Linked DNA regions of Mus musculus: all the other regions are linked to region 2. The links are chromatin loops, found by intact Hi-C in ENCODE. Cell type or tissue: heart. All regions are shown on one strand.

Region 1 (4,000 bases), 320 kb after region 2:
CCTTGGTATAAGGTTATCTGGTAATTCTTAATTAAGGGTAAAGGTAATTAGAGGGATAATGTAATTAAATTAAAGTGAGTTTATTAGGGGAGACCTTTATGCAAAATGGCATCTGTTAAAGATGGGATCTAGGCTTGTCACATAGAAGGAAGACAGGGTGAGGGTCTAAGGCAGTGGCTCTCAGCCTCCCTAATGCTACGACCCTTTAATACAGTTTCTCATGTTGTAGTGACCCTAACCATTAATATATTTTTCTTGCTCCTTTGTAACTATAATTTTGCTACTGTTATGAATTAAAATGTAAACATCTGATATTTCCTATGGTCTTAGGCAATCCTTGTAAGAGGGCTACTCACCCCCCACACACACACACAAGGGGTCGAGACCCACAGGTCGGTTAACACTGGTGTAAGGGGGAGAAAAACCATCCAAATGCCTAATGCCAAGGAGAGGGGTCTCAGGAGAAATCAAGCCAGCTAATACGTTGATCTTACTCTTCCCGCCCCCAGAACAAGGAAGGGCTACGTATATTCTTGTTTCAGAAGTCTTGTGTGTTCTTCTTGGCTATAGCAGCCTGGAAATGAAAGGAGTTTCCTTTCTTCACAATACAATATTGCTTTGCTTTGCTTTACTCTGCCGGAGACTCCTGAGTATTTTCACTGGGCAGCTCCTAGAATTAGCATTCTTGGGCAGGCCATTAGGCACTTGCAATGTGGCTTGTCTCAACAGAGTGTTAGTCCAGGGATCAAGCTTACTGTGTTTCAAAGACAGTATAAAAAGAAGAAGGAGCACATTATCATGATTTTATGTTAGATATATGCGAAAATGAAGTTATTTCTGATATATGAATATAACTGAAGTGAAGTATTAGTTTTACCTCTTCTCCTTTACTCTTTTACCTTACTCCTTTTCCTTCTCCCCCTCCTCCTTTTCCTCCTCCTCCTCCTTCTCCCCCTCTTCCTCCTCCTTCTTCTTGTTCTTCTTGTCTTTTTGAAATAGAGTCACTATGTAGTCTGGTCTCAAGCTCAAACTTGAAATCCTCCTGCCTCAGCCTCTTGAAGCTAGAATTGCAGATGAGTGTCATGTTTTCGGCTCTTTGGATGAGGCCGCTAGTAAATTTTAAATTCCCCGCTGTGGTTTGCACTCCATCTCTGTTGGCCAGACACAGCTAGAGCACAGCGTGGGATGTAAGACCTCCCTGACCTGGCATCTCGTGATTGCCATCTCATCTAAAATCACCATGGAAACTAACCTCAGGGTGTTTCTGGGCAGAATTTTTCAGATTAGGTTAATTGGGGTAGGAAGAAGCACCCTAGGTGTGAATGGTGCCATTCCATGGGATGGGGCCCCAGGCTGAATAAAAGGGGAGAAAGTGAGCTGAAAATAATCACACTTTGCTTCCTGACTGCAGATACCATATGACCATCAGCGACTTCCCACTCCTGCTTCTACACCCCTCTTCCCATGATGAATGTATGCCCTTGAACTATAAGGCAAAATAAACTCACCTTCTCTTCTCTCCTTCTGTCTGTCCTTCCATCCTTTCTCTCTCCCTCCCTTCTGTTCTTCCTCCCTCCCTCCCTCCCTCCCTCTCTCCCTCCCTCCCTCCCTCCCTCCCTCCCTCCCTCCCTCCCTCCCTCCCTCCCTTCCTTCCTTTGCCTCTTGTCATGCATTTTGTCACAGGAGTGAGAAGTCACTAATACACCCACCCTCTCAACCACCAGCAACAACAGATTGATCTTTCTATTTCATCCCGACCCCTGGACTGACCTAAGTCAACCCCTATTCAGCCTTCATGTGTCAGTCACCTATCACAACAGGAAGATTATGGGCCCATCTAGGCACGCCCACTGTTTGGCTAGACTAGGTGCCCTTCCTCCACATACCTGTAATTTCCCATGTATCCCTATAGCTTGAATCACAGCATGGTTTAACAAGCATATGCTATCTCCCTGTCCTCTGACATGTGAACACCTTGAGGGCCTCTTATTCGTATGAATACCACAACACCTGGCCCATTCGGTCCTTAATAAATGCCTTGTGGATGAGGGAGTGCTTTCAGGGTGAGGTGGACACGGTTTCTGCCACAAGGCCAGAGGAGATGCTGCCAGACTGAGCCAAGGAGATAGAAGGCAGGGCTCAGTAAGCAGAACTCATGAGCCTCGACGAGGGAGAGGGGAGGAGTCAGCGATGCTCCCAGATTCTAGCCAGGCGACATGTTTTCAACACATAGATTATTTTCTTGACATCCTTTTTTCATCGAAGCACAAGCTAAATAATTAATTTTTACTCTGAGCATCTACGCTTCTCAAAAAGAAGCGTTTCATCCCTAGAACCTCACTGCTTCCTACAACACCGCCTTGGCCATCGTCTTAGAGGACAGGCTGGCTTTGTGCTTGGGCTGCTACTGGACAGACTGCAGGGAGCCTTGCTTCCTGACATGAAGTGCATATCCAGCAGGTGCCTCCTGCTCCTCACTTAACACAACAGCATCTGCCAGGACAATCATTTTGCCGTATTTGGAGACAGGAAAACGATGAGTCACCTTAAGTCAAAGAAAGTCCTTAGAAAAGAAGATTCATCGCCAAGTTCTATGACTTCATTCTATATTCCTTCCACCAGATGACATCTGCCCCAAGGGACCAAACAAAGGAAAGCTGAACAAACAGATTGGTTTCTTCTACTCCACCACCACCACCACCACCACCACCACCACCACCACCCTGGGTTTTCTGCCTCTGCTTATCATTTTTATGACCCAGAGACAGTTGTGAAGAATACAAGCAGTAAACAGCATGAGTAAGAGAGAGGGTGACAGAGGGGTAGAAGGAAGTATTCATCAAATGACTACTGGAGAGGAGACGGGGCAGGGTGACATTTGCGTGCTGATGAAATCACTCACGGTGAGCACTCCGTTGGATCTCTCTCCTTACATCACTTTGCCTGTTTTCTTCTCTTCATATTTATGCCTCTTCACAGCATCATCTGAGATTATTCTGGTGATCCAGAAGGTATTTTTATAGAGTAATAATTCCATCTAGCTTCTGCATCAGATTACCAACTCCCTTGACGCAAGGACCAATTTGATCTAATACAATCCAATATATAGAGAAATATGGTTATGTAGTAATCACTGGGTATTTGGAGAATTAATAAAGTCATCGTAAAAGCCAGACATCCAGAGGAAAGTAATTTTTATGTAGAATGGTATAGTTTTAACGAAAAGTAAATTTAATTGTATGTATGAACTTTGACTCTGGCAGCCCGTGTATAGCTAATACTTCAAGGTTGATTTTGTCGTTTACTTTATTTCCTGATGATGCCAAGATTCCTACAGCCATACAAGGAAACCTTGACAAGCCCTGAACTGTATGCAGCTAATTGTAGGGGTGAAAAAGAAGGATTCTTGTAGCTAAGACACCAGTAAGGAACCACAGAAAGCCCCATTATACTTCCGTATCCGAGCAAAGGTAAACGAACAATCTGAAGAATTCTTAAGGTGTATGAGAACTCTCATTTTTTTTGAAGATTATCCTAACCATTATCCTGGAGCAAGATGGTTCAGCAGGGAAAAGAGGCTTGCCACCAAAACTCACAGTCTGAGTTCCCGAATTCAGTAGTGCCTGGAGCCAACATGGTAGAAAGAGAGAACAGACTCTTGCAAATTGCTGTCTGACCTCTATACACATGTGCCTGCCTACACACACACACACACACAATTAATTTATTAAAATACTAACCATGGGTACATTTTTTACCCTGATTCAAGATCACATTAGTCCAATGGCAAGCAAGCCTATCTTTGTGGACATTGAGCCTCATTCACTGTCTTTCCAGTCTTTTATATATTTATGTATTTATTACCATGGAGTTCTTAGCAAAGAGTGCAATTATTTCATACACATCGCATTGTTCTCCCCCGACCCCAGACTTAGAATTGTCGGTCTCCTGCACTGAATTGGACATATCTTAGAATTAGAACAGGACAGAATGTTGCCTT
Region 2 (4,000 bases):
CCACCCTTAGAATTAGTCATGATTGTCTTATTAGACAAATTTACATTAATTCTTCAGTTAGGATCTAAAATAATGAGCTTCATGATGACCTTGCCATATATAACTGCAGCTGTACTGAGCTCCTCTTACAAATACATTTTAACATTGCCTGTTGACTATCTTTACCTCCGACACTAATGGGGCTAACACTTTTATGAAGCCAGCAGAGTCAGAACTTTCCAGAAGCTCATATACAGCTATGCTCCTCTGATGTTTTAAGTGATCTCTTGCTTTCAGCCCACAATGGCTTGCTTCCTTTTATTTTTGGAAATCATCTACTTTGGAAATATTTATATTTCTTATATTTATATTTTAAGAGTAGCATCTATTAAATAGTTATTTCACTTAGAAATCAGACTCATTCTGTTTGGGGATGATATAATTACAATAGACAATGTGGATATGCAAATGTATTTTCAGCAGATAAGTAAGGACAAAACTGAATGACCATAGGGAGTTTCTGGCTTGAAATTAATTTATTCTCCTAAAAATATTTCTTGTTTTACTTAACTGTTCTTTATTAGAACACAATAGACCCAATGTAGACAAAGTCTCACCCCAATCCTGACAAACAACTCATCTTCAGGGGTCCTGTTTTTCTAGCTATTAAATGAAGGGACCATTTTGTGGAGGAAATAGTTCTAAATGGTTAGGGTGAGTAAAGTATTGTGTTTTCTGGAGTCTTGCATGCAGTTGTTTTGCCGTGGTACATAATTTGGTGGAATCTAATTGTATACTGAGGCCAAGTTCTTCTGAATAGCATCTCAGCATCTTCCTACTGTGGTTTTAAATTGCTTTTCTGTCTCATTTCCCTCCTGGCTTCCTCCTGGGCTCTTGCTTCTTTCTCAGTGTTGCTAAAATGTCTTCTCTTGGGGAGATAGAAACAATGTCTACCCTTCCCACAGAGGTCCAAAGGACAAAGGGAGGCATGGATCCACCAAATATTGACTCTGGGGCAATCTGTGAATTTATTAGGCTTACTGACAGAGCAATGGAGTTTGGAGACAGGATCATGTACAGCCTTAAAGCCACCACACTGGAATATCTGTATCCAACATGAATGGTAACTGCCCCTTTGGCTATAGGTGGGACCCCTCCCCAGTCCTTTCCAGTCTATAAACGCCAAGCTCTTCTTTGATGTCATGTGCAATTAGGGCAGACTAGCATACGCCTAATTGGAAGGAGTTGCTGGATACCCAGGTGATGGTCCTGTGACCCTCCCTGACCATCCTTCTATGAGGGACGGGGAAGAGTCAACAAGCCCAGCTGTGGAGATCCTTTGTAAGTTTATACAGGTGAACTTCATGAAGATGGTGGCAGATTGGCTCTGTGGATGCTCTCAGTGAACTCTTGACTCTGGGCTTCCTCCTCCCCATCACCCTGAGATGCTGCACATACTTAAAAAAAGAAAAATAACATCAACAACATATTTTGTTTTGTTTTCCTATCTCCAAAGTTAGGGTCCTGATGTGGGAACAGGTCTGGCCTCTCAAACACAGTGAAAGCAGCAAACACCTGAGAACAAGAAAGATGAGCTAACAAATAAACTTGACCAAGACACAGCTACATGCTTGTTTGCAGCACCGCCCCGGGCAATGTCCGGAATTGAAGCAAGATGCACACAGAGATCGATAGCAAAATGGACACGGCCCTTGAAGCAGATAGTTGCCGAGTCGACCCTGGAAAGTAGCATAAGAGGCTGGGAAACGTGTTAGGCAACGCGTTTTGGATGGCAACCCACTTGAGCTTTGGAGAGCCCGCGAAGATAAAACATTCTGAAATATTAGTTGTCTTGGGAAATTGGGGTACAGAAAAGAGAGCGCTTTTGTATCACAAGATGGCTTGGAAACGGATAGATCGCCACTAGGTGACGCTGTTTCTTCATCTGTGAATCTTTCTTGTCGCATCTCCAACCCCACTCCCGACAGCCTGCAGCTTGGGTCAGTGCTGTCTAAGGTCGCTGCTTGGGATCCATCTTTGCCCTGCCGTGGCTGGAGCAAGGCCAGAATGAAAGACACCTTAGTTTCCCTTGGATTCCTCCGTTGTAAAACACGGGGTCCTGCAATTGGTGATTCTGAAACACTTCTCCATTTACTTTTCTTATATGCATCTATAACTTTAAAATGCTAAGGCTGGGCACGTTCTGCCTTTTTATATAAGCAAACAAGCAGACACTTGCACACAAGTGCCACTCCTCAACCAAATCTCAGTTAGATAATTAGACTGAAAACACACTGGGCAAGGATCGGATGAACACTGGCACACCTGTATGCACTGGCATGTTCTTGAGCTTCCTACACAGTTCCCATGTAAGACCTCAGTTATGTGCTCAGCGAGGGTAGAGCTATGGAGAGTCTTAGAGGTTTCACAGACCGTTCACCAGAGGGAAAAGCTGTTCTGCAACCATACCTCTTTAGTTCTAGAACTTTCTTCTTGGCTCTGGGTCAGCTGGACCCTGGGCTTCCTTGTGTGAGTTATGGAATTTCACACAGGAGTTCTGCTTGCTTAAACCTCTTGTGATCACTGATGGACACGGACACCTAGCTCCGGTGTGAGCTGTTTCCTGCCTTCATCTCTAGCAGAGATCCAAGAAGGGTGGCTTGCTCCAGATGTTTTCCATCCTGTGGTTGTTATGCCAAGGCAAGAATACAGCAGTGGGGCCAATCATGTTGCTGCGTACATTTCTGGGCCAGCGTTCCTTGTCTCTTCTTGATGCTAGTCATTAATGGAGCCTGGATCTGTTCAGTGCAGACAGGCTGTTTTCCCTTGGCCAGCTGGAAGGTTGATTGTCTGCTCTGTCTTACAGGATTTGTAAGAACCAGATGCCCCTTGTAAACAAGATTGCCCACCCGTAGCCTACCATGAAAATGCCACCTCAATAGGAGGAGAGACTTGGAGAAATCTAAAGAAATTTGGCAACATGAATCTGGGATGGGGTAGAGAAAATTTGAAAGCACAGATATTTAAGTCTACTACTTTGCAATCCTGGTTCGTGGTTTTTTTTTTTTTTTCCATTTAAGTGATGTTGGATTTCAACTTTGTCTTTTCTTCATCTAATGTAATGGTAAAAGTTTTATTTTTAATAAATATTAAAGTTCCCATTCTTTAAGAAGATAAAAATAGCAATAATCTCCAAATGCACCAGCCCCCCACTCCTCTCCCCTCTGCCCCCTGCCTCTCTCCCCTCTGCCCCCACCCCTTTCCCCTCTGCCCCCACCCCTCTCCCCTCTGCCCCCACCCCTCTCCCCTCTGCCCCCCCCCCGCCTCTCTCCCTTCTGCCCCCACCCCTCTCCCCTCTGCCCCTATCCCTCTCCCCTCTGCCCCCACCCCTGTCCCCTTTGCCCCCTGCCTCTCTCCCCTTTGCCCCCACCCCTCTCCCCTCTGCCCCCTGCCTCTCTCCCCTCTGCCCCCATCCCTCTCCCCTCTGCCCCTCTCCTCTCTGTCCCCTGCCTCTCTCCCCTCTGCCCCCATCCCTCTCCCCTCTGCCCCTCTCCTCTCTGCCCCCTGCCTCTCTCCCCTCTGCCCCCACCCCTCTCCCTCTGCCCCCACCCCTCTCTCCTCTGCCCCTCTCCTCTCTCCCCTCTGCCCCCACCCCTCTCCCTCTGCCCCCACCCCTCTCTCCTCTGCCCCTCTCCTCTCTGCCCCTTGCCCCTCTCCCCTCTGCCCCCACCCCTCTCCCTCTGCCCCCACCCCTCTCTCCTCTGCCCCTCTCCTCTTTGCCCCCTGCCTCTCTCCCCTCTGCCCCCACCCTTCTCCCTCTGCCCCCACCCCTCTCTCCTCTGCCCCTCTCCTCTCTGCCCCCTGCCTCTCTCCCCTCTGCCCCCACCCCTCTCTCCTCTGCCCCACCCCTCTCCCCTGTACCGATGGCCCAGCATCTCTCTCACTAGCTCAGTTCAGCTCCAGTGTTCACAGCTAACAAGGTTTCATTAATGTGGAATGGGAATTTGGCCTTTGCTTCCAA
Region 3 (4,000 bases), 140 kb after region 2:
GACTACTGCATGAGACAGCACAGATATAAAACAACTATCTACTTTACTCACTCTGTCCAGCTACTTCAGCTACTCCAACTACTCTGGCTACTCCACTCCTATAACACTTGTTAGACTTTGGGATTATCCTGTTTATGTCTTTGCCAAATTCTCTTTGTTTGTTTGTTTCATTGGTTTTGATATGTTAAGTCCCAAAGACCAGGGGCTTCATTTTATTCTGTCATGGCCACAGAACTCAGTACACTGTCAATCAATCTTAAATATTTGGTAAAAGGACTTCAGTAAGAAATCATTGTGTTGTTAGACTAATGGGATTCGCATGTGGTTTCTGTTTCTCACCTTTCCTCCCTTCTGATATCTTCCATCTAGGGAGACTTACACAAGTACTGACTGTCTGTTTCCTTTCGTTTTTTCAAGCTCTATCATAAGTAGCCTGCGTTGTCTGGACCTTACAGAGTTTCCAGCATTGGTTGGAATTGGGTTGGTTTCTAGGGGAAGTACTCTCTGAGCTACCTTTGATGTTATCTCAAGTTCACATTCCACTTGCACCAAGCAAGAAGAAGACCTTCAAAGCAACCTTCTGGGATTTTTCCTGTCTTTCTTTTCCCCATTGGCCATTACAAAGGTAAACTGCCCATTGTTATGATTTCAGCCAATGGTCTGTGGTCAGTTGTGGGCCCTGCAAAACTACCAAAAGGCTGAGCATTTCCCTGCATTGCTGCTCTGGAGCAGCTCCGGGCTTGCTCTTAACCTCTGTGTGACAGTGCACAATGGGTTCAGATCTGTTTGTGCTCATTGCCTCCATTGTAAAAGGAAAAGCACACTAGAGTTTATGTCCAGTGTAGGAGTATAGAGAACGGAACCACAGACAGAGGCCCTCACACACAGTCAGGCAATGTGGTGGGTTGACCTACCATCTAATGTCTGTCCAAAGTGCAGACAGAGTGTTGGAGTAGAATTATGTTCTAAGTAGAATAGGAAAAGTAAGTGGGCTTTAGAAAGAATTCCTGCTCTTTCTATACTTAGAGAGGTTTACAGAAGTGTTTCCTGATTCACCCTGCCCTTCCTAACACCTCTTCTCTCCACACTCTGCTGATCTCTGAATTATACTGCATCCTAGCTCGGGAAACCTAGTAGACTGGATTGACTGAAAACCTAGTAGAAGGGTTGCTGCATTTAAGATTGGTCTGTTTTCAACTTAGAGTTCATTCATTCATTATGAGATAGACCTTTGTCCTCCTACTATGTGTAAGAATTGGAGATGAGAACAGAAAAAAAAAAACAAAACAAAAACAGTTTAATCATTCAGCTAGCCGTGATTGAGTGCCTTGAAGGAGAAGGTGGTTTCACAAGATTGAGTTGAGCCCCTTCTGTTAAAGGCCATATGGGAGAGAGGCTTTAGTGGGGGTGTGGGGTAAAGTTCTAAACAGTGGGAGAAGCAAATTTCAGCCTACTGAGGTGGGAAATAATCTAGCATAATCGAGAGACTATTAAACAGTGGCCCAGGCTGTACCCCAGGGGCCTCCCAGGTCAGTAAAAATGAATCAGAGCTTGTTTTATGCTTTTCTCCACGAAGGGGCTGAGAATTTACGGCCCTTAGTGATGTTCCGCCACTGTTTACCTGATACTTGGAGTTTAGCTTCTACATGGTGTGACAAGCCCATCGAAATTTTGACTTTCCCATGTGCCTTAGTGGTAGACCTATAAATCCCTTCACTTCTGTTTGGAAGTTCTCTGAGCCAAGTCACCTGCTTGCAATAGCAGGCTGTGGGCACTAGGGGGCAAGGGAACGTTTTCCTACATTTCTTTTGGTAAGCCAGTGAATGGTGACTGTCCATGGGCTTTGACCTTTGACCTTCACATTGAGTTAATGAGGGAGGTCATACCACATGTGCAGGCCATCGCTTTTCTCATCTTATTGAAGCATTACAAAACCAAGCCAGCAGATCTCTGAGATTACAGGTATGATTTAATGCTCTCTGAATTCAAGAAGCTGCCTCAATCGGGGGTCACTGAAGCCGTGGGGGTTCATGATAATGGTTTAGAAACATCAACAGAACATATTTCAAAGGACTTCTCAAAATCTTTAACTCTAGTCTCAGGGACTAAAAGGGACACATAGTCTAGAAAACAGGGTCTTCAGCAGCCTTCCAAGACTGTTCCCTGCTAGGATGGGGACTGGGAGCGGAACCAGAGAGATGCTGGAATCTTAACTGTGTTATTGGCAGGCCTAGGCCGTCTGAGTTGATAAACCATTACTAGGAACACAGTGAGATTTCCACTTGGAGTTAGGTGTTGCTGGGTTTTTGCTGCACTTCTGGAAGCTGTGTTTGCAACACATAATAAATAATGATACCTCTAGGGGAAACAGAAAAATAGACAAGGCTACTCATTACTGCAAATTGGTCATGGAGTGACTGGGTGGTGCAAACCTCACACCGGTCATATTACAGTGATTGCTGCAGACAGCAGTCCTATGCCAGTCACGAGGAAAATCAAATAATTAGCAGATGTCATCAGTGCCAATCTGTTGGTGTTTAAAAATGGACCGAGTGAATCAGCAAACTATTTAGGAAAGTAAGGCTGTGCCGATCATTCTGTCATGAGAAGCCTTGTGTGAACAATATGGCCTATGTGTCATTAGGGTACTTCAGCATGACCATGAGAAAGAAAATGGAGGCCTGTATATCCAGCATAACGACAAGAGCCAGCTATGTTTACAAGTACCACACTGCGCAGATGCCTTTAAACTTTCAAACAGTATTTAAAACAAATGACTAAGGCAATGTCTCACTGTGATTATTGTCACTGTCACCATTAAAAGCAAATGACACAGTTTAAAGTGAGACACAAGCTCTCCTCTCTAGATGCATTGATGATGGAATAGGAATAGGCGTGGACATAAGAAGTATGTAGATAGAGATGAAGTGACTACAGGCACAATAAAAATAGACGAGCATCACTTATGGAAATGGAATAGAGTAGCCGTAGGCCTAACACTGAGGGACTCTGTCTAAGCATCATTGCGTTTACACTTGAGAGCAGTCCTGTGTTGGCTTCCTATTATCCCATTCTCCTCATAGATGTAGGGGAGGAGACTTGGGAAAGTGGTCCCAGATGTGAAAACAAGTCTGCCATCTCTAGTGGGACACTATTCCTTCCAAGCACTTTGTCCCTGCACAGGTACCCTACATTTCTGCCGCAGTGTTTGCTTGTGTCTATGTAACAACACCGCATCTTCTAGGTGCATTTCTACTATTCTGATGTTACCATTTGTACCATTCCTAACAACACAAATGTAAACTCTGTTGTGTTTGAGGCCAATTCTGCATTCGGTTGTAATCCTAGCAAGTCCTTACCATGTACTATGAACTGTGCTAAACATCTCACATACCGTAGTTATGTAGGGTAAATGTTATTCCCATTTTACACATAAAGAAGCTGAGGCTTAAGAGAAACGAAGTGACTTTCAAATAGTAACAGATCTAGGGCACAATTAAACAAGACCCTGAACCTGGTCTGTCGGCACCCAAAGGGTCACATATTCCCATAAAGCTGTGCTGCTCAGGTGCTCTGCTGACCGCTAAGGGGCTTCATTCAACATGGGCTTCACCACCAGCTTCTCCATGGATAAGATAATTAGGACGAAAAGTAGGTCTGTGTCTCCCCACAGCGACCCGGATGGCATCTGAGTCAGTGTGCAAGGAAGAGATCTTTGTCATTTTTCCAATTATCTCTGCTTGGGGCTATGTTCCCTAGGGGCTCTCAGGCTATGGGAACTGGTGAGAAGTGTAAACTCAGTGAACTGAAGGAATGGTAGACTGTCCCCAGTGCGCACATGCTCCCAGGGAAAAGAGTGCTTCAAGCAACAACCGGGGTTTATTTTTCTTTTTTCTTTTATTGTATATTTTCTTTTACTTACATTTCAAATGTTATCACCTTTCCAGGTCTCCCCTCTGGAAACCCCTATCCCATCCACCCTGCCCTGCCTCTATAAGGG
Region 4 (4,000 bases), 540 kb after region 2:
CCGTTTCCCTCTTGATCTTCTCGGGCACTCAGATGGTCGAGTCCACATTTGAAGCTCCTTTTGCTGTGGTTCAGCCTCTCGTGCTCTTTCCAGATCAATACAAAATAAATCTGGTGAGTGCTTTTGAAGGTCGAACCCTGCACTGTGACTAAAATAAAATGTGGGCCTCACCTTCAGGAACGCTTCAGTCCAGTCATAGAGACGTGTGACAGTCAAGTGATCATGCAAACACCCTTTCTTACCTCGCTTGTCTCTGGAAATGAGAATGTTTTATTTACTGCAGCTCAGCAGAAGTCGAACTTCCCCATGAACAAGAGTGTGTTGGAGGGCAGCTCATGTTGTCAAACTGGACGCTCCTCTGTAGAAGTCAGCACCGAGAGGAGAGAGGTCCCCCTGCCCCCAGTACATTGATTGCTCTTTTTCACTCTCAACAGTGGGGCTCAGACTCCAAACACCCAGGTCTGAAGCCTGTCACCACTTATACATTATCTCTTGGATCTCACTATTTTCTGTAAAATGTAAATATTTTAACTTTTAGCCACGACCAACTATTATATCCTATCATGTGGTCTTGGATCATTTAGGAAAAGGATTCACTATTCAGTTAGAACTCTTAACCACTGAGCCATCTCTCCAGCCTGGGGATCTCCTGTACATGTGTGTGTGTGTTTACATGTATGTGGCTATAGACAAGAACATATGAACCATGTACGCATGTGTATGTGAAGGCCTGAGAGGAAACTGGAGATCTGTCTCAATTGTATGCAACCTTATTTTTTGAGGCAGGATCTGTCAATTGAGTCCAGAGCTTACTCACGTTGACTAAACTAGCTAGGCAGTGGCTCTGAGACCCTTCTCTGTGTTAGAATTGCAGGTTGGCCACCAACCATATTCACCCAACATTTATGTGGGTTCTGGACATAGAACTCTGGACCTCGGGCTTGCATGCAAACACTCTATCCACCGAACCATCCTTGCCTCTGAATACAAACAAGATATTCACTAAAAATTTTATTTATTTATTTAATATATGTGAGTAAACTGTAGCTGTCCTCAGACACCAGAAGAGGGCATCAGATCCCATTACAGATGGTTGTGAGCCACCATGTGGTTACTGGGAATTGAACTCAGGACCTCTGGAAGAGCAGTCAGTGCTCTTAACCTTTGAGCCATCTCTCTAGCACCCAGGGTTTTGTCTTTTAAAAAGTGCTCTGTGACTACAACATTTTCAGTATCCTCTGCAGCTAGGCTATGGCAGATGTTATACATTTAATTGTCCAGGTAAAGGAAGAAGTATATGTTAGCACTTTCTTAGGCCTCATAACTATTGAGTGGGGGACATGGAACTAAACTTGACTATTGTCTAAGCTATGTCACTGTCAACTGTCTTCCTGTGCAGACTTTCAGAGCAGAGGAAATATATCAAAAGTTGTTGTTCCAGTTCTGAAAGAGTGTGTTGATGTGTGTTTGAGTATTGGTGTACGAATGTGTGTGTGTGTGTGTGTGTGTGTGTGTGTGTGTGTGTGTGCATATGAATGTGCCTGAGCCAGTGTGAGCAAGGGTCTGTGAGTGAGAATTTTGGTGGGTGTTGATTGTGAGTGTGTGCATGTGTGTGGTTGTGAGTGTGAGTGTGTGAGAGCCTGTGTATGAGTCTGTGTGTGAACGTTTGTGCTAGTATGAGTCCGTACATGAATGCTGCTTTGTGTATACGTGTGCGTGTGTTTGGGTTTGGTTGTTGATTTTTAAAACAGGGTTCTGCGTAGCCTAGGATGGCCTTAAACATTCTGTGTAGCTAAGAATGCCTCTGAGGTTTCGCTCTTTCTTCCCTGCCCGATTTTGCTGGACTGGAGATTTTAGCTTCGTGCATGTCAGGCAAGTACTTAGCCAGATGAGTCACACCCACAGTCCCTATAATAGAATCTTTTAATTAAGCTTATACAGGTTTATACACCCCCCCCGCCCCCCCAAAACATCCGAAAAGAGAGGGCAAGGTTAAAGGGCGCCATTGCTTCAGCAGCGCAGAAGCAGTAACGTGTTGAGGGATTAGGTTCGTGCTGCCATCTGGTGGTTGTACCGGGGACAACAACACAAACAGGACAAGTGATTGTTCATGCGCTAGAACAGAAGCAGAATTCAAGGCGGGCAGCTGGTCTCAAACGCTGGTCTTCTCTCTTGCCTCCGAAAATCTAAGACTGTTAATATTTTCTCTTCATTTCCCCACAAAGAGTTAGGAGTCTAAGATTCTTCTCAGGCGACTCCTAGAATCTAAGCAGCTCTGTTACCTTAAGCGCATGCAGGCTTGGGGAGGTGTCTGCCCACTTCTGTTCGTGCTGCTATTTCACTATACTGAAGCTTAATCTGGCTACGGGCTTGTCATTTTCCTTCTGGCTCCTCACACCAAGGACTTCTCAAGGATGCCCAACTGGGTGAGTCCTCCTTGGCTGGATGCTATATTAATAGGATTTGGGAAAGCAGGAAAGTGCAAGCCAAGTGTCACTAGAAGGAAGCTCTGATTGCCAAAAGGTGTTTCAGTTGCGCTACCACGCTGGTGTGACGTGAGGAGATTGAAAAGAAGTAAGCCTAGAAGGAGAATGGCAGGTGCAACTCCCCCCGCCCCCCCCGTCCCCCCCCCCCCACACACACACTAGGGGCCAAGGGCATGGCTCATGCAGTCCCTATAGCAACTGGGCCTCTTCAAAAGCAACAGCAGCCAGAATCATAGTCTTGGATTCTGCTTCAACAATCAAGGACTAAAGACATTTTTTTGGAAAAACAGCGTGCCAGTATTGAACTTGCATAGATTTGTGTTTCTAACCATTTTCTTTTTTTTTTAATTAGGTATTTTCTTCATTTACATTTCCAATACTATCCCAAAAGTCCCCCATACCCTCCCCACCCCCACTTCCCTACCCACCCACTCCCACTTTTTGGTCCTGGCGTTCCCCTGTACTGGGGCATATAAAGTTTGCAAGTCCAATGGGCCTCTCTTTCCAGTGATGGCCGACTAGGCCATCTTTTGATACATATGCAGCTAGAGTCAAGAGCTCCAGGGTACTGGTTAGTTCATAATGTTGTTCCACCTATAGGGTTTCTAACCATTTTCTGAAGGAATACGTAGACACTGTTTGCATAGCCGATGTTTTGTGTTAGATACTCCAAGTTACCTACAGACGCTTATAGTGTATGAGAAATGCGCACAGGTTATCTGCAACTGTTTTTCTATTGTATATGGGACTTAAACTCATACATTTAGTGATTCAACATGGGGAAGAATCTGAGATCAATGCCCCAGACTTCCAGCTTGTGATTCCTGGCTCTGGGCTCTTCAAAATCAAAGTCTAGGGCCAGCAAGATGAGTCAGTGGGTAAGATGCTTGCCGCCATGTCTCAACCTCATCTCCCAGGTTGTCCTCTAACCTGAACATGTGTGACGTGACATGGTGCGTGTGTGAGCACCCTAGAGAAATAAATACATAAATAATAAATATAAGCAAATCTATTGGTCTGTGAAAGACCATCCGTCTCAGATATGCTAGCAGAGAGCCGGCGAGAGGACCAAGCTCCAGAAGGCTTCACTCTGGGCTCTGGAAGAGAGCATTCTTGGGGGCCAAGGTCAGTGTACTGCCTGTTTCATGTCAACTGGTCACAATCGAGAGTCATCAGAGAGGAAGGAGCCTCCAGGAGGTCCAGCTGTAAGGCGTTTTCTCAACTAGTGATGAAACAGGGAGGGCTCATTGTGGGTGATGCCATCCCTAGCTGGTGGTCCTGGGTTCTATAAGAAAATAAGCTGAGCAAGCCAGTAAGTTACATCCCTCCATGGCCTCTGCATAGGCTCCTGCCTTCAGGTTCCTGCCCTGTGTGAGTTCCTGCCCTGATTTCCTTCCATGATGAACAGCAGTGCGGAAGTGTAAGCTGAATCAACCCTTTCCTCCCCAACTTGCTGTTTTGCTCACAGTGATTCACCATAGCAGTGGACACTGTAGTTAGCGCAGTCACTGAGC
Region 5 (4,000 bases), 530 kb after region 2:
AAAGCACAAAAAAGGCGTTTTCGGAAGCGACTCGGCCGTGCACAAGGGCCATTTGTTTGTTTTGGGACTGGGGCAGGAAATCTTGCCGGCCTGAGTCACGGCGGCTCCTTCAAGGAAACGTCAGTGCTCGCCGGTCGCCGTCGCCCGCTGTGCGCCCCTCGGTCCGCAGCTATGGGCGAGATGCAGGGCGCGCTGGCTCGGGCTCGGCTCGAGTCCCTGCTCCGGCCCCGCCACAAAAAGCGGGCGGAGGCTCAGAAAAGGAGCGAGTCCGTCCTGCTGAGCGGACTGGGTAAGTGTCGCCGCCCGGCTCTTAGGGACGGGGTGCGTGGAGATCGGGATAGGGTACAGCGCGGGAACCTGGAGGCTGCGCGTTGGGCCGGGGACGGGACACCGAGGAGGGGAGAGGTCGGCGGTGACCGTGCACTGCGGTGTCCACTCGGGAAGCACGGGAGAGGAAATGGAAAATCACCGAGGCTCTCCACCCCTCCAGTGCCCTCCTCCGGCCCAGGCAGACAGAGGCAGAGTGCATCCCGGTGCGGGGTCCTGCTCACGCAGCCCGCGGAAGCCTCGGTCCTGCCCAGGGCGGCTCGCCTGGCTCACTCAGGACACGGTGGCCAGTCGCCCATCTTCTCGCAACTCAGTCTACAGCCTGCTAGGCGGCTGGGCTGGGGGGTGGAGCCTCATGGCGGGCGGAGCCTGGAGATGGGCGGCTCTGAGCCGCTTCCTCCTTCTGCCGGCCCCGCCCTTTCGCGGCGCAGGGCTTATAAAGCCGGTCGCGCGGCCGGAGCGCACTGTTGTCTTAGCCGGTTTCACTGCTCCCCTCAGTCTCTTTTGGGCTCTTTCCGGGCATCGGGACGATGACCGTCAAAGCCGAGGCTGCTCGAAGCACCCTTACCTACTCCAGAATGAGGGGAATGGTAGCGATTCTCATCGGTGAGTGCTGGAAAAGCACCGGACTTGTGTGTGTAGGAGAGCCGGCATCGGTTTTGAAGGTTCAGGATCAGATTAGCGTGTGGCGTCGGATGTTACAGAGCCCCCTAACCATCTCCCCTTTTCCTCTCTTTAAATTATAGCTTTTATGAAACAGAGAAGGATGGGCCTGAACGATTTTATTCAGAAGATTGCCAGCAACACCTATGCATGCAAACAGTAAGTTTTGGGTTATTGGGGAAAATAGAAAGAATTGTTTAAATTTACTAGCAGCGAAGACTTCATGGGGCGGGGGTGGTGGTGCTGGAGCTGAGATCTTTCCTCCGGGGTAGATAGATCTCTTCTGGTCTTGAACATTTTGCTTATTTGAAACATTTTAAACATTATTAATTTATGGGTAGAGTTTGGATCGGAGGTTTAAGATTAATTCTCGTGAATGTTCACCAAAATCCACGTCCCTCAATAAACAAACCTTAATTTGTATTTAACTGGGTTATTTTCTTACCTTTTTTTTTTTTTTTTTTTGTAAGCAATTCCTTGGGATGTTTTCGGTTTAAATACCGAACGGTTGAGTCAGAAATAGAACTTATGTCTGTGTGCCCTCTGGTGGCGAATTTAAGAGTTTCTAAAATGGCCCTTTAATCTCCACAGCGCTGAAGTTCAGTCCATTTTGAAAATGTCCCATCCTCAGGAGCCGGAGCTTATGAACGCTAACCCCTCTCCTCCGGTAAGTATATCTTGACTGTGGAGGAAAATTATAAATGTATCCGTATTTTCCTGTAGGGGTTAGTCAAGGCAGTATTTGTAAAAACTATCAAGGCGGGATTGTCTAGTCACATCACAAGTGGCTTAAGTGTTTAAGTACTGAGTCACTGGGATGTTTTGAAAGACATATTTCATAAGGTATTTTATGTGTTAACAGTAAGGCTGTGTGCAGCGTACGTATTAAAGGATGATGCTTTGTTTTCTAGCCAAGTCCCTCTCAACAAATCAACCTGGGTCCGTCCTCCAACCCTCACGCCAAACCCTCCGACTTTCACTTCTTGAAAGTGATCGGAAAGGGCAGTTTTGGAAAGGTAAGTTCAACCAAAAGTTCATCTTTTCCAAAAGATGAAAACTTTGCATCTCGACTCTTTCATGCATTCACTTTTATCTTCTCCCTGGATGAGGATAGAAAAATGACTGTCCGATTTGACATTTCAGGTTCTTCTGGCTAGGCACAAGGCAGAAGAAGTATTCTATGCAGTCAAAGTTTTACAGAAGAAAGCCATCCTGAAGAAGAAAGAGGTAAGGGTGACCCCTGGTGGCCGGGGCTCGCAGGCCTGGTGAAGAATTTCTACCCTGTGGTTTGCTGCCCTGTTGAAATCTGAATTTGCCACTAAATCTCATCTCTCTCCTAGGAGAAGCATATTATGTCAGAGCGGAATGTTCTGTTGAAGAATGTGAAGCACCCTTTCCTGGTGGGCCTTCACTTCTCATTCCAGACCGCTGACAAGCTCTACTTTGTCCTGGACTACATTAATGGTGGAGAGGTGAGCCGAGGCATCCACCTTGATGGTGGGAGTGGGGCTGCTCCTGTTTGCATTGCTTGGTTTGGGTTTGAGATGAGCTTTTAAAAGATACTTGAGAGAGAAACTTACTCAGAATTAAGCTATTTCAGGCCACTTCCTTCAAGCTTTCTCTTTCGGGCCTGACTAAACGACCCCACTAAGCCTCAGTTTCTTTGTCTCTCGCAGCTGTTCTACCATCTCCAGAGGGAGCGCTGCTTCCTGGAACCACGGGCTCGATTCTACGCAGCTGAAATAGCCAGTGCCCTGGGCTATCTGCACTCCCTAAACATCGTTTATAGGTGAGCCAAAGGTTCAAAGCTACCTTGAATGCTGGAGAGGGAGGCCAGGCTGAGCCTTTGGAGTCCTAAAATAATGAGATATTATGTGCACTTTGGTCACCTCTAACAATTCCCTAGCATGTGAGTTGTCTCAACTGCCCATACCAAGAGGGTGGTGCATAATCCTAACAGCCCAACTAAGGCTCCTTTCTGTGATTGGCTGTGGAACAGGAGTGGATTAGCAATCTTCTTAATACCCAAGCAATCTTTACAGAGGGTTTGTCATGAAGTCAAGCTAACCTACCTGTGTAACTACTTTTTCCTACAGAGACTTAAAACCTGAGAATATTCTCCTAGACTCCCAGGGGCACATCGTCCTCACTGACTTTGGGCTCTGCAAAGAGAATATTGAGCATAACGGGACAACATCTACCTTCTGTGGCACGCCTGAGGTAGGCAGTCTGACGCAGTGCCCGGTGTATACACACAGGGGACCAGTGGACATCACAAAGCACAGAGGTTTTAACTAAGAAGCAATCCAAATACACACACACACACACACACACACACACACGCACGCAAGACGAGGTGGGGAGGGGAGCCAGTTGACCCTGGCTCTTTTCAAAGCACATGTTTGCTGTGCGGACTGCCAGGTTCTGAGAGCTAACCCCTCTCTCTGGTGTCATTTCAGTATCTGGCTCCTGAGGTCCTCCATAAGCAGCCGTATGACCGGACGGTGGACTGGTGGTGTCTTGGGGCTGTCCTGTATGAGATGCTCTACGGCCTGGTGAGTAACACACAGCATCGTGCCCAGAACACTTCTAAGACATATGTGGACTTGCTCGTGCAGGCTTAGCTACCGTGGCTTCTCTGTGTCAGAAGCCTTATCAAAAGCTTTAGTAAAGGAGACAACTGGCTATTTTACATTTTATAATTTTATAAATAAGTCTTTTGGATCTTTTTTCAATAGTCTTGTTCGAATCTCAGGGCAGGTTCAAGTACTGAAAATTGAACCCACCCTCTCCAGTGGGTTTCTTCTGCACAGTATACTACAGTTTACTTAACCTGCCCAGTATTAGCCCCATCGCACGCATGCGCATTCTCTCTCTCTCTCCCTCTCTTCCCAGTAGGGGTTGTAAGATAGCCAGGGAAGGGGCCAGCTTAATACTCGGAACTCAGCACTTTATATCTAGTAGACACTAGACAAAACTTGAGTTGACTCAGAAGGAATTCCCTTCCTTT
Region 6 (4,000 bases), 82 kb before region 2:
AGCTTACACGCTTGCTTCTCAAGGCAATAGCAGAGATGGAGGCGAAAGCATGAGAAGAAGGCCAAGTCTTGTGGCTGATATGCTCTGCCCCACTGCAATAAGTCAGGGGCTGATCCCAAAGCGACATGGTGGGAGAATACACTCTGCCTATTTGGTGGAAGGAGCTACAAGAGTCTACAGCAAAGTATGGACTGGGGAGACAGGAGGACCTAGGGGTGGCCATGCAATCCACTGCTCTAGTCAGAGGTTCCCGAGTACAGACAGTGTGAAGAGCAGCTTGGCTTCTGTTGTGTTTCAGCATTTCAGCCCACATTTTCTCTCCCTCCCAAAGGACAGAGGGATAGCGTGGATACCCATTAATTTCATAATGTCTTTAGGAAAAGTCATGCAGTATTGAAATATGCCTGCCATTAGCCAACCTAAAGTTAGGAATCCGGTGACAGGCCCTTAGAGCAGATTTCTTCAAAGTCCGTGTGGTGATGCTTGCCTGACATCACATTGCTCAGGTTGCTGAGGCAGGAGGATTGTAAATCCTGGCAGCCAGGCTTACAGTGATAGCCTGACTCCCCTTCCCACTCTCCCCACACCTGACCCACACAAAGGAAAGAAGAAAAAAGGAAAGGAAAGGAAAGGAAAGGAAAGGAAAGGTCAATTTTTCTTTTTTTCGTGTTCTTGTGTGGGTGGTTGTATTTCATCACTGAGGGTCACCTGGGAGAAGCTCAAGAAAGGACCCTCCTACTCCATGCGGAACCCAGCATCCTGTGCTGTGTTCTCAACCGGGCCTTTTGATGGCTTCTGTGTGTTTGGAGGCTGTTTAAGGACACACACAGTCATTTTCCAACCCCGTCGTTTCAAAGCTGCTAACGCCCGTGTGTGTGGAACGGTGGCATCTGGTACATTCATGATGAAAGCTTGAGGTGTTCACAGAGACGATCTAGCTCTATTTTAAACCCACCTCCACCTCAACCTCACGCCCAAATATTTCATCACTCGATCCATGCAAGTGCGGTGAAGAAGTGCCTCGGGCGGGCTGGTATTGAGCGTAGGGTCAGACGACTCCACGTGAAACACACAGGCAGCATTTTATGTTGTTCATTTTCCACAGGGAAAACCCTCACGCTGGCAAGGACCATGGACATTCCTCGGTCTGTTCTGAACTTCCGGTTCTTCGCTTCCTCCAACCTGCACCACGTATCGGAGTGCACACAGATGAGCCACCTGGGCTGTATGCATTACACCGTTCGCACCCCGGTGGGAATTGGTAGGTGGCATCCAAAGAGAACCTGTATCAGAAAGTTCGGAAAATTCTAGGCACTGACTACTAGGGGCCAGACTAAGGAAACACAAGGGGTCGGTTTTTCTACTTTTGCTGAAAATTCGTTGGCTTTAAAAATGAATCTAGTTCATTCTCAATGTGTCAAAGTCTCCCTTTTGCAGAAACTTCATCCTGGGAGATCATAGCAGGAGGGCATGTCGGGAGTGCTTTCTTGCTTGTAAACAGAATAAGAAAACATCAAATCCAGACAGTGCCACTGTTTAGGCGTCAGGGTTGCATTCTCTGCACACTTCAGAACTCTGAAAACTGGGACGTTCGTTCTCTTTCATATTTATATGATTCATTAAGATAAGAAATTTGAGTAAATTAGTAAGCTAGGGGAGGCAGGAAGATCAGAAGTACCAGGTTATCTATCCTTGGCTGCATAGTGAGTCTGGAGTCAGCCTGGACGACACAAGACCCTGTCTTAAAAAAAAAAAAAAAAAAGAACCCAATAAATAAGTATGTGGCCCTTCAAGTAAGGTCAGTTGTCTAGTAAATAAGCGTTAACCAAGTTATTATTTTATTTGCCTCATCCTTTAAGTGTCTGAAATGACTAAGTATAATCAGTAGATGTCGCTGGTGTCCTTTAAGCGCCCGAAATGGCTAAATCTAATCAGTAGATATTGCTGTTGTCTTTTAAGTGTCCGAAATAACTATAATCAGCAGATGTCGCTATTTCCCCTGGGAAGAAACACCACCTTTCTTCTCAAATATTCAGATTACAAAAAGAAAGCAAATGAAACATTTCACTCTCTTGATTCTCTGAACCTGCTAGAAATTATTTCCCAAGGCATCATGGGAAGTTTTAATTTACTAAGAAGCATCTGAACATGTTTTGTTGTGAATATATTTTGTTACTCTGAAAGACCAGATTTTTCTTTGGGAAATCTAGTATAATAAAATATACTTATTTCCACAGGGCAAAAATATAAAATAGAATAAATCTATTTTTCAAATCATAAGGGAGACCTCATATTTGTGTAGGCTAAGGATAGAAACTGGACACTTTGAGAATATTTCATAGAGGGGGCTGAGAGATAACTCAGTGATTAAGAGTGCTGGCTGTTCTTCTAGAGGTGCTGAATTCAATACCCAGTAACCACATGGCAGCTCACAACCATCTGTAATGGGATCCGATGCCCCTTCTGGTACACAAGTGTACATGCAGATACAGCACTCATATACATTAAATAAATAAATAAATCTTTTTAAAAATACTTCAGTGAGATACATTCAGCCATTTCCAACTTGTGGTTCAAGATAGCTGTGAATGGGCATAATATACAAAATTGTAAGTTATTTATAACATCATGAGATCCTTTGGGTCATTTGGGGGAGGGGGCTCAAGACAGGGTTTCTTTGTATAGCTCCGGCTGTCCTGTAGACCAGGCTAGCCTCGAACTCAGAAATCCACTTGCCTCTGCCTCCCAAGTGCTGAGATTAAAGGCGTGTGCCACCACTGCCTGGCCCCTTTGGGTCATTTTAAAGTAAACTGATTGCCTGGTTCTTGAGTATAAACTTGGTAGATCATAATTTTGTGTCACAAAGTCCAAAGATTGCTATATTGGATTTTATTTTCGACCTCCTCAATTGCCAGGGAGGATTTTCTAGTCTGTATGTCAGAGTCCATCAACGTAACCATTGGCCAGTCCCTAGTCGAATAGTCACAATTATTTTGTGCCTGTTGAATGCATAATTCAGCAATGTCTGAGCTTTAATGTCTTAGTGTCAGGAGGCTAGAGACAGAGGTGGGGGAGCCCAGCAGAAAACAGCAGCTAAACAGCTTAATTCTGCCCTGTGAGAAGGCTTTCTTTAAAAAGGAAAGATCAGGCTACAGGTTTCAATATGCATTCTATTCCGAACACATTGGCAAGCTACTGGCAGCCTTCAGCCCTGCAGTTCATATTGTCTTGGCTCCTAATTATAACTGTAGCTTATGAAGAGGATAGAAAATGTATCGACTTTGCTGTTGTATGGGGTGAATTGCTTGCAAGGTGTTTGAGAATAACTTGCCAGGTTGGCTTAAAGTGAAGTTTGGGTTTTCTGAGCAGGACAGAATTGTGTGAGGAATGCCACCCAGCTGTCTGTCTCTGAGGCAGATGAGAACTGTGCTTTTCTTCTTACCCTGTAGCTGGTTTGATCAGCCCTTGGAATTTACCACTCTACCTGCTGACCTGGAAGATAGCTCCGGCCATCGCTGCTGGGAATACCGTGATAGCCAAGCCCAGTGAGATGACTTCTGTGACTGCCTGGATGTTTTGTAAACTCTTGGATAAAGCAGGTAACAGGATGTGGGGACAGGGAGAAGACTCAGAGCGAGGGCACACTTGTTAGAAGCAATCTTCACCCAAAGCTAAATTGACTCCAGTGCTGTCTTGCCATTTTGTAAGCCTGATACTTCCTAGGTATGCCTTCATCCACAGCAGGGTTCTCTTCTATTAACCCCATAGGGGTGTCACCATGGAACAGCATCACCCCATAGGCTGAGAGCATTGTAGTAAATATTGCAGGCTTAGAGGTCACATCAAAGGCACCGACTAGTTCAAGATAGTATCATCAAGTCACTTGAAATTTAAGTTTGAGCTACCAGTCAGCCTTGGAAGTTGGGTATTCCTAGAGTTAGTGTAGTGGAACTATGCTTAATAGATTCAGCCATTTTCAAGAGGTTTAAATATCCATCCC
Region 7 (4,000 bases), 80 kb after region 2:
CTCCTCCTCTTGCTTTCCTCAACCTCTTCTTCCTTTTCCTCCTCTTCCTTCTCCTCTTCTTCCTCCTCTTCCTAGTCCTCTTCCTTCTCCTCCTCCCCCTTTATCATCATCTTTTTCTTTTTCTTCCTCCTCCTCTTCCTCTTCTTTTATAGACATCTCACACTGTTATACCAAGCTAAATCACAATCCTCCCTCATCCTCCAGAGGGTACAGGTTTATACCACCACACCTAGTGCTGTTACAAAAGTATTATAAAAGCCCATAATACAATCCAAAGTTTTAGAGAGGGGGTTATATTGTTATATAGCCCTGCACTAATATCTGTTGTAGGGGAGGATTTTTTTTTCCTCTACCCGAATCAGATCTTATGAAGCAAAGATTTGTATAATCTTTCACACTTGCCAACACTGCTGCACAATGCAGAGTGAATTACATGTTCTGCCACAGCCCTCTCTCCTCCACTCTCCCCCACCCACTGCTCTGCAGTCTTCAAAAACAGTCTACTTTTCTACCAGGGAAAGAAAAAGAGACTATTAGTTTGTGCTGGACAAAGTAAAGGAATTACTGAGCTAACTACAAGCTGGATACATGTAGAATCAATATAATTTTCCATTGGCTGGCTCAAAAATGTATTCAAATCATGTAGTTTTTGAAATGCTAACCATTGGGATTTAGTTCCTAATAGGAAGGTTTGGGGGATACTTTCCCTGATGAATATCCCCATTAGTGAATTTGAATAGCAAATTGCCTGTAATCATACACAGCAATCTTCATGTTTTATTCATGGTTCCAGAAGGGCATGTGTGTTTTGTCCCTCTACTGGGTAAGACCACAGAAAAGTAGACGAAAAGCAAGGTAGGGAGAAACAGCTGTGTCCTGTTAGTTGATAGACTCTTATTTTAGGATTTGCCTGTGAATTTTAATTCATTCTCAAGTACCCAGAACCCGACTTGGAGGTAGATTCTTGTTAAAAAACATGACAATGCTTAAGAATCATAGATTTTTGTATGAGTCCCTTGAAGCAATACATTAAATAAATGCACAGTGGCTATCTGGGGGAGTTCATGATTTAATTGAAACACATGGAGGCATGCAGAGTGACATTTCACTCACGTGCTGAGTGAGCTCCAGGTTCCTTGTCCAGGTAAACAGCCCATCTTTGTAACAGTAAGACTAGAGGTAGAGAGTAACACAGGCTTCCTACCAGAATAACAATGGCTCCTTCTGCATAGTACTCTCCTAGATGCTCAAATGTCATTTCTTGTTGTTTTCTTGACAAAGCTAGATCTTAATATCTCCACTTTATTCCTCAGGAGAACAAGAGGTATAGAGAATATTGGAACCTGTACAGAGAAGAGAATGTGATACGAGACTGGGGATTGGGGAGGGGGGGTCGCATTCAGAATCTTAGCCACACCACTGAGGGCCTCTGCGGACTGTAACAATCAGACTTACCCTCCTTATGCCCATCCTTGACAGACTGGGAAAAGGCCTCACAGGACTGCAAGAGCCAAAGGCAGGAAAGAACTTGAGAAGTTCACTTAAATTTTCAGGAAGCTGTGGCGTGCACCTTTGGAAACTGTACCCTGTGTTTAGGATGTCTTCTTCAGTTTCCCCTTTTCAACATTCAGTGGCTCAGGACGCTCATTTCTGGGTTTTGTTGCTACAGCCACAGGGTCCTGATCAAGACAGTAGCATTGTGACTAAAGGCTGAGCTCTGGGAGCAGCCTCACATTGACCTAAGTTATCTGTAGTTCTCAGGTGTAATAATGTAACTATGCATGTAGCACAGGCACGGTCCTGCTGTATTGGTGATGCCTGTTTGCTCTTAGGGTTTTTGGACACATGTTCGCCAGCCGCGTGAAACTGTCCATTCCAGTACAGAATTCTTATCACCCACAATGAGTGTTTACTGGTCTCCCTACTACAGATGCTCGGGCACTCAGGTGTATCTTCATGGTTTCACACACTCAACTGTGTTTTCCATAGAAAACACTGCAGGGACCTCCACCCACCCAAACACAATTTATATTTAGTTCTTAAGACAAGAACTTGCTTGATCAAGACTAAAATCAAAGGGAAGATGAGACTGGTGGAGCCTGGCCAGGGAGGAAGGAGCCGAAAAGTCCTGGTGGTGGAGAAACTGCAGAGAAACCTCTGACCCTGGAGCTCATGCAGAGAAGCAACAGCAACCTCGAGCTGACAGAGTTGTATTAGACTATAAATGCTTCCAAATATCTGTTGCCGGGAAGTGGATGACATGGTAAATTGCTCCACAGATTGACTACTCAATTCAGTGATTTCCTGAGTCAGGGGTTGCCAGAAAAGCAAGCCCTGGGATTGCTGTCTCCAGGCCTGCTTCCTCTGTTTCCTGCTGTAGGAAGGCCTGTTTCCTGCAGAGAGACGCCTGATTACAGAGCACTATTTTAGAAGGCTGCAGCCTAGGTGACCCGTCAGGATTTTTGTTTGATATTGATTTGAATAGTGTGGCAACCGTGGACATCACAGGAGTAGAGATTCTTTTAAAAAGTGTGAAGTGGTTCAAAAGCAAACACGATTAGGGATGGGAGGTGGACAGCTTTCATCTCAGCAATTTTGGAGCGTTGGGTTTTGTTTTGGGGAATGGCCCTCTTTTCATCACAGCACGGTGGGTTTTGTTTGGTTGGTTGGTTTTGTTACTGTTGTTGTTGTTGTTTTTAATCAGAACTGAATTTTGAACAATGAGGGTAATATTTGTCTGTGACCAGATCTGAACTAAAGCCTGCCTTTGAGAGGAAGCATCAAGAGGCTGGGGTAAGACGACCTTGAGCCACAGCAGGGGGTTCTGGAGGAAAAGCTGCTTTCATCTCAGTTCAGAACTGCTTTTCTATGCATTCTGGCAGCAATTCTTACCTCACAACCCAAATGAAATGAGAACAATTATCAAACGATGCCAGAAAAATAGCTAACTATCTGTATGAAAACACTACTAGAGTCTTCCTTGATGTCAAAGTCAAAAATTGATCAAGGTGAATGAAGTCATTGTACACACTAAAACAGCTGGAGAGAAACTGAAACAGAGTAAGTTGTTTGTTTGATCTTGCTATGGAAATGAGCTTTCTAAGAAAGAAAAAGGGAGCGTCAAGGGGAAGATTGCTACAATTGATAATGTAAAGAAAGAGCATGCAGACATCTACATGTCTATGAAAATGTCAATCAGTTTTCAATAAGCAGAATTGTTGAATACTTTTGGCAACACATATAACACTGTTACTGTCATTACAAGACAGACTCTTATAAACAGCAAATATATATATATATATATATATATGTATATATATATATATATATATATATATATATATATATTAGGTAAAAATACTTAACCGTTGAGAAATACAAGTGGCTAATAAGCAAACAGTTCAAGGTCATTCCTTGATAATTAAAGGAATGAAGAGGGAGCCAAGAGGATGTCAATTTTTCCCATCAAATCAAGAGAGGTAAAATATTGATATCCTGTGAGACACTGAAGGTAATACTGACAAGGATAAAGATAAATACAATTTTCTGAAGAGCAATTTAGTGTATTTACTTTCTTAAAAGTCTTAAAAGCATTGTCCTTCGATTCAGAGATTCTATTTCTTAGGTTACCCTAAAGGAAAATGATAGACATGCAGAATGAATTACATCCAACCAGAGTCACATGACATCATGTCTTGGTACTGGGAACACCACCAATGTTCAATACCAGGGACATAAATGATAGAGCCACATGACAACTTGTAATGCAATTGTTAGAAGGCATGTTTCTAAAAATGACAAATGGAATCCTGGAAATGTGGGTTTTTTTTTTTAAATAAAATAAAACAAGAAGAATATAAAGCAATGTGTTCTAAATACTGAAAGAGGAGGAAGGCATAGTCAAATAAGAAAAATAATGTATCTATTAAGAAAAGGACACATGGCCCACACCAGAAGTTAACGAAAGTTTGTGGTTTTTTTTCTGTTGGAGGATAGCGGA

Evidence for each region. A loop is a pair of places that touch in the nucleus more often than their neighbours do. Peaks named below come from ENCODE experiments on the same cell type or tissue, not always from the same donor. Only the 100,000 strongest peaks of a DNase experiment are listed, where the experiment ranks them.
Region 1: it touches region 2 in a loop (5-fold over the local background); 4 of 42 quality-filtered maps call a loop at or near these places.
Region 3: it touches region 2 in a loop (3-fold over the local background); 19 of 42 quality-filtered maps call a loop at or near these places.
Region 4: it touches region 2 in a loop (5-fold over the local background); 27 of 42 quality-filtered maps call a loop at or near these places.
Region 5: it touches region 2 in a loop (7-fold over the local background); 41 of 42 quality-filtered maps call a loop at or near these places.
Region 6: a loop joins it to region 2, with 5 times the contacts of the local background. A loop is called at or near these places in 23 of 42 quality-filtered maps.
Region 7: it touches region 2 in a loop (2.2-fold over the local background); 4 of 42 quality-filtered maps call a loop at or near these places.

What each region holds. Positions count from the first base shown.
Region 1 is chr10:21,781,181-21,785,180 of GRCm38, forward strand. No RefSeq gene overlaps it. Among named protein-coding and RNA genes, the nearest start is that of Platr6, 75 kb to the right of the region's middle. In heart, a CTCF peak has its summit at 2,455; a DNase peak (open chromatin) is centred at 2,491.
Region 2 is chr10:21,463,620-21,467,619 of GRCm38, forward strand. No RefSeq gene overlaps it. Among named protein-coding and RNA genes, the nearest start is that of Aldh8a1, 88 kb to the left of the region's middle. In heart, no CTCF peak of the experiment used is centred here; a DNase peak (open chromatin) is centred at 1,962; H3K4me3 peaks cover 430 bases; H3K27me3 peaks cover 259 bases.
Region 3 is chr10:21,599,349-21,603,348 of GRCm38, forward strand. The region is part of intron 2 of 1700020N01Rik (RIKEN cDNA 1700020N01 gene); the gene reads left to right. Among named protein-coding and RNA genes, the nearest start is that of 1700020N01Rik, 8.2 kb to the left of the region's middle. In heart, a CTCF peak has its summit at 1,770 (motif pointing right); a DNase peak (open chromatin) is centred at 1,773.
Region 4 is chr10:22,008,265-22,012,264 of GRCm38, forward strand. No RefSeq gene overlaps it. Among named protein-coding and RNA genes, the nearest start is that of Gm34267, 48 kb to the right of the region's middle. In heart, CTCF peaks have their summits at 1,059 (motif pointing right) and 2,080 (motif pointing left); a DNase peak (open chromatin) is centred at 2,067.
Region 5 is chr10:21,993,893-21,997,892 of GRCm38, forward strand. It overlaps Sgk1 (serum/glucocorticoid regulated kinase 1), which reads left to right. Exons shown (of 14, transcript NM_001161845.2): 4 at 1,074-1,149; 5 at 1,582-1,657; 6 at 1,902-2,006; 7 at 2,134-2,217; 8 at 2,331-2,462; 9 at 2,667-2,779; 10 at 3,087-3,210; 11 at 3,450-3,545. Among named protein-coding and RNA genes, the nearest start is that of Gm34267, 63 kb to the right of the region's middle. In heart, CTCF peaks have their summits at 1,538 (motif pointing left) and 2,241 (motif pointing left); DNase peaks (open chromatin) are centred at 119, 709, 2,239 and 3,349; H3K4me3 peaks cover 2,452 bases; H3K27ac peaks cover 1,381 bases.
Region 6 is chr10:21,381,187-21,385,186 of GRCm38, forward strand. It overlaps Aldh8a1 (aldehyde dehydrogenase 8 family, member A1), which reads left to right. Exons shown (of 7, transcript NM_178713.4): 3 at 1,106-1,261; 4 at 3,450-3,599. Among named protein-coding and RNA genes, the nearest start is that of Aldh8a1, 5.9 kb to the left of the region's middle. In heart, a CTCF peak has its summit at 1,927; no DNase peak of the experiment used is centred here; H3K27me3 peaks cover 1,095 bases.
Region 7 is chr10:21,543,328-21,547,327 of GRCm38, forward strand. No RefSeq gene overlaps it. Among named protein-coding and RNA genes, the nearest start is that of Gm33892, 26 kb to the right of the region's middle. In heart, no CTCF peak of the experiment used is centred here; a DNase peak (open chromatin) is centred at 2,334.